Regions from separate parts of the Homo sapiens genome. Here regions 1 and 2 are each linked to region 3. A link is a contact called in ENCODE Hi-C or POLR2A ChIA-PET data. All regions are on one chromosome and are shown on one strand. The core of a region is the stretch at or near the end of the contact, and the rest is flanking DNA. Distances in the headings are between cores, read along the strand shown. Region 1 has its middle 110 kb from the start of UCHL1. Region 2 has its middle 110 kb from the start of LIMCH1. Region 3 overlaps LIMCH1 (LIM and calponin homology domains 1).

The links. Hi-C counts contacts between places; a loop is a spot of excess contacts on that map. ChIA-PET counts read pairs that join two places held with the same protein, here RNA polymerase II (POLR2A). Pooled maps may share reads with other maps.
Region 1: a loop to region 3 is called in a map of tibial artery, with 3 times the contacts of the local background. The contact joins two enhancer-like sites. A Hi-C loop is called at or near these places in 17 of 168 maps with a recorded cell type or tissue (Calu3, PC-9, Right ventricle myocardium inferior and 9 more) and 16 of 50 pooled maps. POLR2A ChIA-PET finds 5 or more read pairs at or near these places in 5 of 52 experiments (A549, Caco-2, PC-9 and 2 more).
Region 2: a pooled map shows a loop between it and region 3 (1.9-fold over the local background). The contact joins two enhancer-like sites. A Hi-C loop is called at or near these places in 3 of 168 maps with a recorded cell type or tissue (cardiac septum, dorsolateral prefrontal cortex and prostate gland) and 6 of 50 pooled maps. POLR2A ChIA-PET finds 5 or more read pairs at or near these places in 1 of 52 experiments (activated T-cell).

What each region holds. Positions count from the first base shown.
Region 1 is chr4:41,364,605-41,367,304 of GRCh38, reverse strand. It overlaps a transcript of LIMCH1 not described here. Among named protein-coding and RNA genes, the nearest start is that of UCHL1, 110 kb to the right of the region's middle. Within about 2 kb of position 1,449, at least 2 of the 41 ENCODE cell types and tissues checked have a DNase peak (open chromatin) inside an H3K27ac peak, as active enhancers do; they include ascending aorta, where a contact is called at or near this core.
Region 2 is chr4:41,426,229-41,428,928 of GRCh38, reverse strand. It overlaps a transcript of LIMCH1 not described here. Among named protein-coding and RNA genes, the nearest start is that of LIMCH1, 110 kb to the left of the region's middle. Within about 2 kb of position 1,404, at least 6 of the 41 ENCODE cell types and tissues checked have a DNase peak (open chromatin) inside an H3K27ac peak, as active enhancers do.
Region 3 is chr4:41,619,280-41,621,979 of GRCh38, reverse strand. It overlaps LIMCH1 (LIM and calponin homology domains 1), which reads right to left. Exons shown (of 32, transcript NM_001330672.2): 6 at 2,540-2,700; 7 at 1,290-1,556. Among named protein-coding and RNA genes, the nearest start is that of LIMCH1-AS1, 72 kb to the left of the region's middle. Within about 2 kb of position 1,304, at least 2 of the 41 ENCODE cell types and tissues checked have a DNase peak (open chromatin) inside an H3K27ac peak, as active enhancers do; they include ascending aorta, where a contact is called at or near this core.

The DNA.
Region 1 (2,700 bases), core at 200-2,699, 250 kb after region 3:
ATCAGCCAAGTTATTTCTTAGGTGCATTTTATATGACTATATCATCTGTCCTTTTCCTGATGCCAAAGGTAATTCCCTGAGATACACTAGCCATCCTGATATGGTTTGGCTCTGTGTCCCCACCCAAATCTCATCTCAAGTTGTAATCCCCACATGTCAGGACAGGGAGCCTGCAGGGAGATGACTGGATCACGGGGGCGGTTACCCCATGCTGTTCTCATGATGGTGAGTGAGTTCTCATGAGAGCTAATGGTTTTAAAAGCATTTGGCAGTTCCCTCTTCGCTTGCTCTCTCTCTCCTGCCACCATATGAGACCTGTCTTGCTTCCCCTTTGCCTTCCATCATAATTATAAGTTTCTTGAGGCCTCCCCAGCCACGTGGAACTGTAAGTCAGTTAAACCTCCTTTCTTTATAAATTACCCAGTCTCAGGTCGTATCTTTATGGCAGTATGTAAATGAACTAATACACATCCCATCAGGGTTAGATGCATGGGCATCTCTTTGGAAGTGTTGTTTTCAATATTGCAAACATGGAATTTTATCACAGCAGAACTGAATTCCACGGCATCATTCCTCCTTGAAATATAACATCTTATGTCCAGACAGAAGTCTTTCCAATATTCTATCATTTTTTTAAGAACTATTTTTCCCCTATATTATCTTTAGCCCTCTAGTTTAGGCTATTTTTATATTTCTCAATCACTTAAAACCAAAGTTCTATTATCCCTTCCTTTCCTGATTTAATAGCACTGAAGTCATCCTTTTATCTACCCTACCCTTCCTCCAAAAAAGATCATATCTGATACCTTTCTTCTGCCTCAGATGTAAACACACACACATCCTAAGGAACATATGAGGTGTTCTATTATAAAATTGTATTGTACTTTTTAAAAAATCTCAGAACAGTGAACTGGGCTTAAAAGGAAAACCTAATTCCAGTAAGAACAGTTTGGTCAAAAATCAACCAGTGTTAACTGATTCTGTCCTGAATCATGAAAATCAAGGCCAAAATACAAAATACAAAATGTATTTTGCGCCACTTCGAGGGGCCAACTGTACATAGACTTTAGCAGGCACATAATAAGCACCCAATAAATAGTACCTTTTATCATCAGCAACATCAGCATCATTAACATAATTTTTATCATCATGTTATCCCCCAACTATGATGCTTTTAAGCTTCAGAATGGTCTAAAGCAAAAAGAGAAGCTGCCAGGCCAATTTCTAGTACTCCTAGAGCTGCCTAGTCCCACCTAGCACTGACTGCCACTCACAGAATCAAGGCCAACTGTCTACATCATGGCTCTATTGTCATCCATCAGCAGAGAGCTGGAGGCCAAGAGACCCAGTGGCTGAGAACACATGCTCAGCCTTCCCTTTCTTGGTAGCCAGTGCTCAGTCTGCCCTTTGGAGCTCGCCTGATGCAACTGGTTTCCAGGGAGATGCCGGGGCAAGAAGTGCCAGCTCCACCTCCCATTCCGCATCCCCTTTCCCCAAATCTGTGGGACCTCACTGTTTTCCTACCATGTGACAGCATTGTGTCATAGCTGCTCTTGTATACAAACAAGCTAGACTATTTAAATGTCATTGTGAGAAAGATGCCGCCTGCTCTCATTTACATATCTATTCAGACCACTACTCCTTCCTTGATCTAGCCAGAAAAGTTTTTTCTTCCTCTTCCTTGGCAACTTATGCAAAGCTGGAGGACCATCTGCAAAGTTAACTACCTGTTGGGATAAAAAGATGTTAAGAATCTAGTCCCTACAGAGGTGGAGAATTAGAATGACTACATGTATAACTTATGGTATTACATCACAAAAGTCATATGTTACTGGCCATTAAATGCTAAATTATCTCAAAAGCTATTCATAAATTTTCCCTACTGCCAAACAACACAAGCATCTTTTGGTCTTGGAGAGCTATGATACCCTCAGTGTTTTTAATCTTCAGAATTAGGTCCCAGCTGAATAAGAAAACAATTCTATGTGGGCAGCAGGGAATGAACCAAAATGAGAAACTGATCCCTTCCAGCACTAGTTCTCACTCTTGTGAAGTATGGATTAGGTCACAAATAAGATTGTATTCATCACCAAGCCCCATGGGCACACTCTGATTGAAGGTAAAGGAGTCCAGGAACTTCTCAAGTTGAGAAATAAGGCTGAGTTGGGTTGAAATTTCCAGTCCCTCCCTAAAGGCCTGGGAACCTGTTCCAAATCATAACCGAAACCAAGTCGAAGGACATCTGTTTCTTCAGAAAGTGTTTGGCACTGAAAAGAAGAACCACAGATTAGAACAGATAAATATTGTTGTGGGTGGTGAGGCCAAGAGAAGCGGGGAATCAGGAAAATCAGAGTCATCTAACCTACTAATAAACTCTTGTAACTCAATAAATACCACCAAAAAAAAAGAAGGAAATAATAAAAGGGAGGAAGAGGGAAAGAAAATCAATGGAAGAATTCTTCTTATTCCTAGCAGGAGTTGACACAACCTCAGTGAATAAAATTCTGCTGCATTTAGATGAATATTTGGACCCATTATTTGTATAATGATTTAATATTAGATCATCTACAAGAACAAGAGGAGAGGCATTGAGCATTCTGCTTGGAGTTTGGTAACAAAGATTATACATTAAACTTACATATTCAGCATAATATTGAAGAATAATTTTCTAAGCTTTGATGGACTACCAAGATCACTTTA
Region 2 (2,700 bases), core at 155-2,654, 190 kb after region 3:
GGAAGAAATCACAGAAGAAACCATGGAAGACTTCAGGCAGCAGTGAGCGACTGTCTTCACACAGCAACTCAACCCCATGCCTCTCAGCCCTGGCTTTGCCATTAGCGATGCTCTCTCTTCTCACTCACTGCCAGGAAATGACTTAGATACCAAGTGTCAGCTCTTTCATCTTTCCTCAATCCAACCTGAAATCTCAGTCTGGCTTCTGCTCACAGCACTCCACTAAAAATGGAAACCAGTCTGTGCATTTCTGGGGCTGGGACACATAACAGAATATCGAGCCAGCCAAGTGTCACCTTTTACCGATAGGGAGATAAATTGGCTTGCTTAAAGCCACATTCTGAATAGTTAGAAGTTACTTAAGAACTCCAAATGGCCAAATGCATAGTCTATCATTTAATCCCCAATTTACTTGCTTTCTCTGCCACTCCCTATCAGCTCTTCTCATTTGAAATTGCCCCCTCCCTTCAAGGGCTTAACACTAATCTCTTCTGACATTATCTCATCTCTATTTCCTTTTCATGTGTTTTAAAAACACTTGCACAGCACTTATTATGTAGTGCTTTAGAGATATTAACTTATTTAATCATGATAGCACGGAGGAGGTACTACTATTATTACCATTATACAGATGAGGGACAGTGAGGTTAAGTGATATAACCAAGGTCCACAGCTAGTAAGAGGCAGATGATTTGAAACCAAACCAACTGGCCTCAGAGTTCATGTTCTTTACCACGACCTCATACTGTCTCTAGCTAATGCTGCATCCCTCTCTCTCTCCAAAAGATGAGAAAGTCGACACCCCTCCTTTGAACAGATCATCTTTGAGGATTTCAATTTCAGAGCAATCTGTTAAGCTGTTAAGACCACCCAAGGAAAACTGCTTATTATTCTCCAGCACACATTTCAGAGAATTTTTTTTTTATTGCTGAATACACAGAGGTAAAAAGGAACCAGTAAATTCTTCTTCTTTTTTTTTTTTTTTCCAAATAGATGCACCATTTTGTAGGTAAACAAGGTGAGGAAATAGAACTAAGCTCTAAGGACTAGACAATGTGGTATGAGTTAAAGCAAAACTTTAGCTGAATCCGTCAGGAATGATTGATTGAATTTAACTAGGGAACTCATGTGTTTGTACAATCTAAAGAAGGAAGACGTCCTGTTTTGGTAAGATAACCTTAAGTCTGGCTTCTGTTTTATTTTTGTTATGTATTTTTGTAATTTGGGGTTTGAATAAGCAAGAGTGCAAAGGTCTCCTGGCAAAAGCTCCTTTGTTAAAATCCAGAAAAACAAACAATCAACATTGATGTTTTGGAACAGGCCACAGCTGTCCGGCTTTCAAACATGTTACCTTCCACTTCTTTAAGGAAATGAACACACAAAGGCTTTCAGAACTGTCTGGCCCAGCGGAGGTCACTGCTCGGAACCAAGTGATTTCTTGCCTAAGACAGGGAGAGGGCAGTAGGATAGGAGGGAGGAAATGGCCCCGAAGACTGTACATACAAAAGTGCCCATTCTTTTGACCCTCAGGCCGAAGGAAAACAAAAATCCATCATTTGTGAGCTTGGCAAAGGAAGCTTTACTTTGAAGATAAATTTTATGGGGTACTTAAAACACATGATATGGCCTTCCTTGGAGTCAGAAGAAGTGAGTAGTTCACTGCAGGCAGGCCCTATGCAGTTCAGAGTGGAGAGAGGGAAGGGGTGGGAAGGACAATGAAAGTAACTCAAAGAAATTAAAAGATCTCAAGCCATCAAAACATCCTCTCCAAATTTTGCAAGAAATGTTTATATGTAAAATAACTTAAGTCCTGCCACTTTCTCTGACCACCAAATAGAATCAGGAGGTGCCAATGATCAATCATTCTTTGATTGACCCAACATGAATTGTATGTCTCTTTCTGTGCCCAGGAATTGTGTGAGGCACTGGAGGTAGAGACTAATAATGCCACCTCTCCATCCATGGCCTCAAAGAGTTATGAGTTAACTGGAATTTCACTGAATACATCAAACATATATTATTTTCATATACCAAGTAGAAATGAGTATGTTTTTTACTTAGTATCTTACTTGTAATGGTTATTTTAGGTGAAAGGAAAACCCACGTCAACTGTAAACATGAGAGCCTAGATTTTTCCACTAATTTCAGCAAGGCTGAAGAAGTTTGTTTACAAAGACCTGTCAAACACACTCGGGAATGGGTGGCTCTTTTGAGCAATAATGTTTCCGTGCCAACTCTTAAGTTTAAAAGGGAGAGTCCCTGGTAGGAAATGACAATGCTGTGTGGAAACAACAGCAGTATATATTGGACTCTTTACACCCAGAGGACAATCATTTCCAAATCTATCTTCAAATATGAAAGGCAGTAATATGTAGAGAACCTTCAAAGGACTGAGTTATCTGAATTACTCTAAGCATATAATATTTCTAAAGTAAAATTGCCAGGATAAAGTCATGATTCCTAAATTTAACTAAAGTCTCCTGTGAAATGTCTATACTGTTACAAACATCTATTACTATCATAAAGAAAGATGTAGAAAAACACTTCTCATATACAGACCATGAAAAGAACTAAGAATCACCTGGAATCTTACAAGAATCTTTTCACGGGCCGGGCGCAGTGGCTCACGCCTGTAATCCCAGCACTTTGGGAGGCCGAGGCGGGCGGATCACGAGGTCAGGAGATCGAGACCATCCCGGC
Region 3 (2,700 bases), core at 55-2,554:
TTAATACAAAGGTACTCTAGAATTAAATTTATGTAACTCAACACTGGATATTTAATTAAGACCTGGACCACATAAATAACCACATGTGGAGCTGTATAGAGAAATGGAAAATGTGTGGGAGGCAGATGTGGTGCTGTGGTCAGAGCATCCGAATCTGATCACCAGGTCGGTGGTGACCAGCTCTGCAAGTCACTGACTATCAACGATCCTCAGCTCCCACTTCTGGACTTCTGGAAGATGGGTATATCAGCCACCTCTTAGACTAGCCTGGCCAACCTGGTAAAACCCCATCTCTACTAAAAATCCAAAAATTAGCCAGGCGTGGTGGTACACGCTTGTAATCCGAGCTACTTGGGAGGCTGAGGCAGGAGAATTGCTTGAACCTGGGAAGCAGAGGTTGCAGTGAGCCAAGATTGCACCACTGCACCCCAGCTTGGGTGACGGAGTGAGACTCTATCTCAAAAAAAAAAAAAAATTAAATGGAACAGCAAGTGGCAAAGGAATTCCAACTGTCAAATTATTATGAATGTCAATTTGTAAAATACATTTTGGCTGCACTATTATTTGTTAGGATCATTGTGGTTATTTTATAAGAAAAATTAACCAGCTTCTCAAAACACTACAGAAGAGTGCAGAACTATAGTTTTCCTTGGCTCTGATTGCTGAAGGTCTCCATCTCACATGTAATATGAAGCTATCAGGACTGGATACTAGTACCTTTGTTACAATTAAAGAGAAGTAATTACTCCATTCTTTGTTTTTGAATCAACATGCTTTAGAAACTAAGGAGTCAAATAAACCCAATTCTACTTAGTACTCTCTTGGGACAAAGAAAGTAAGTGGATTTTGTAAGCCAGCCACTCTCTAAAGAGAGTGTTCCCCATTTCAAAGCAACAGACTATTTTTCTAGTGATGTGTAAAGTAAGATATGAGCCATTTAGGAGTAGCATGAAAATTAACAAGCCACAAACAATAGAAAAATACAATGTTATTGCTAGGTAAATCCTGCAGCCCACACATGACTGATCACAAATACATGACAAAGACAAGGGCTGCACCCAGCAGTGAGGAGCTCACTCTTCACCTTCATTTAAAATACCCAGGAGGTACTTAGCAGAGACATGCCTTAAGGCAAAGACTATCATCTACGTGCTCAGAGCAGGGAACAGTGATGCAATAGGAAAAGCGGGAAGTGGAAAAATCAGATGAAAACTCCAACTCTCTAGACAGATTCCAAATCCCCAGGCATGCAGAAAGCCAGCCGGGCCAGCCCTCAGCCCAGAGCTGACCTGGCAAAGCGCTGTGCTGCTGGCATGACCTTGATTCCAGCTTGCTCTAGCCTTTTGCGCTTTTGGATCTCAGCAGCATCTTTTTCTTCAGACTTGGGAGCTGGTGCCACCACAGCCCCGTCTGAAGAAGGGTGCTCCTTACCACTGCCGTCAGGTAATTCACACCCACCATCGGAAGGCTTCCAACCAGGATTCATTTGGCCAGCTGGGTTGTCTTCACCAGCAGACCCCACTTCACTCCCCTCTTCCTCTATCGTTTCAGGAAAGCTAGTGAGTTGGACAATATGGTTTACCAAACTAACAGACTGGGCTGGGGAGCAGACCCCATGTCATCTCCCCGCTATTCTGATATTACTTTTCACTTTAGAAAAGAAAGTCATAGCACACAATATAATCCTGATAATGTGAAGAAAATTCAACGCAGCCATTTAATTCATACAATGCATCATACCCGCAACATTGAGAGTTATCCCAGACTTGATAATGAAAGGCAAAAACCTTTTCTGCTGGAAAGGTAAATTTCATTAGTTTGTTCAGCAAATTAAAAATTGTAATAACATCTTTATTCAATGGAAAATAATAGTACAGATGGACTATTAGACAAGTTTATTTTATTGTAAGATTCTTGAAGGCAGGGACTCTGCCTTATTTGTTATTGGGTCCCCAATGCCTAGCATATAGTAGATGCTCAATAAGTACTTGCTGAATAAATGAATAAATAAATACAAAAGCATAATCAGAGATTAAAACACTGTTTCTCTAAAGAGATGAGAAATCCATTTATTATGACTATTTCTATATGTTATTGTGAACCACATTCCATGCATCACATATTTGAGCTTATATCAAGTTAATTTAAGCCTAGAGTTTTAAAACATCTTTTTGCATAAAGATAGGAATCTTTCTACGCCTAATCTGACAGGATTGGGAGTCAAGCAGTCTCCGCAGAAGGACAAGGATGACAGATTTGCTCTCAATGTCCTATCAACAGAATTGGTTTCAGAAATCTGCTTATTTAGACAAGTAGTTGCTGAATACCTACTGTGTGCCAGGCACTGTTCTAGGCGCACTCACGAAGCTTCTATTTTCTCCTGACAAGCTCTCTCCAAAGATCTGTCCCACCCACCTCCATCTGTAATCTTCCATCAAAGTTCTGAATTGGTCATTTAACCTCGTTCCTGTCCAGGAGCTGCAGTTCCCAAACCACTCATGCCCAAGCCAGGAAGAGGGCAGCGGTGCTCAGGCCTTACCTGAAGGGCCTCTCCCCACCCAGCGGGGAGGTGGCGGTACTCCAGCTCTTGCGGTATTCCTCTCTCTCTGCTTTCTTCTTTCTCAGAGGCGCGGGGACGTAGGCCGTCTGATTGCTTTTGTTCGGGAGGTACTGGTTAAAAGGCACTGCTGATTTCGGCTC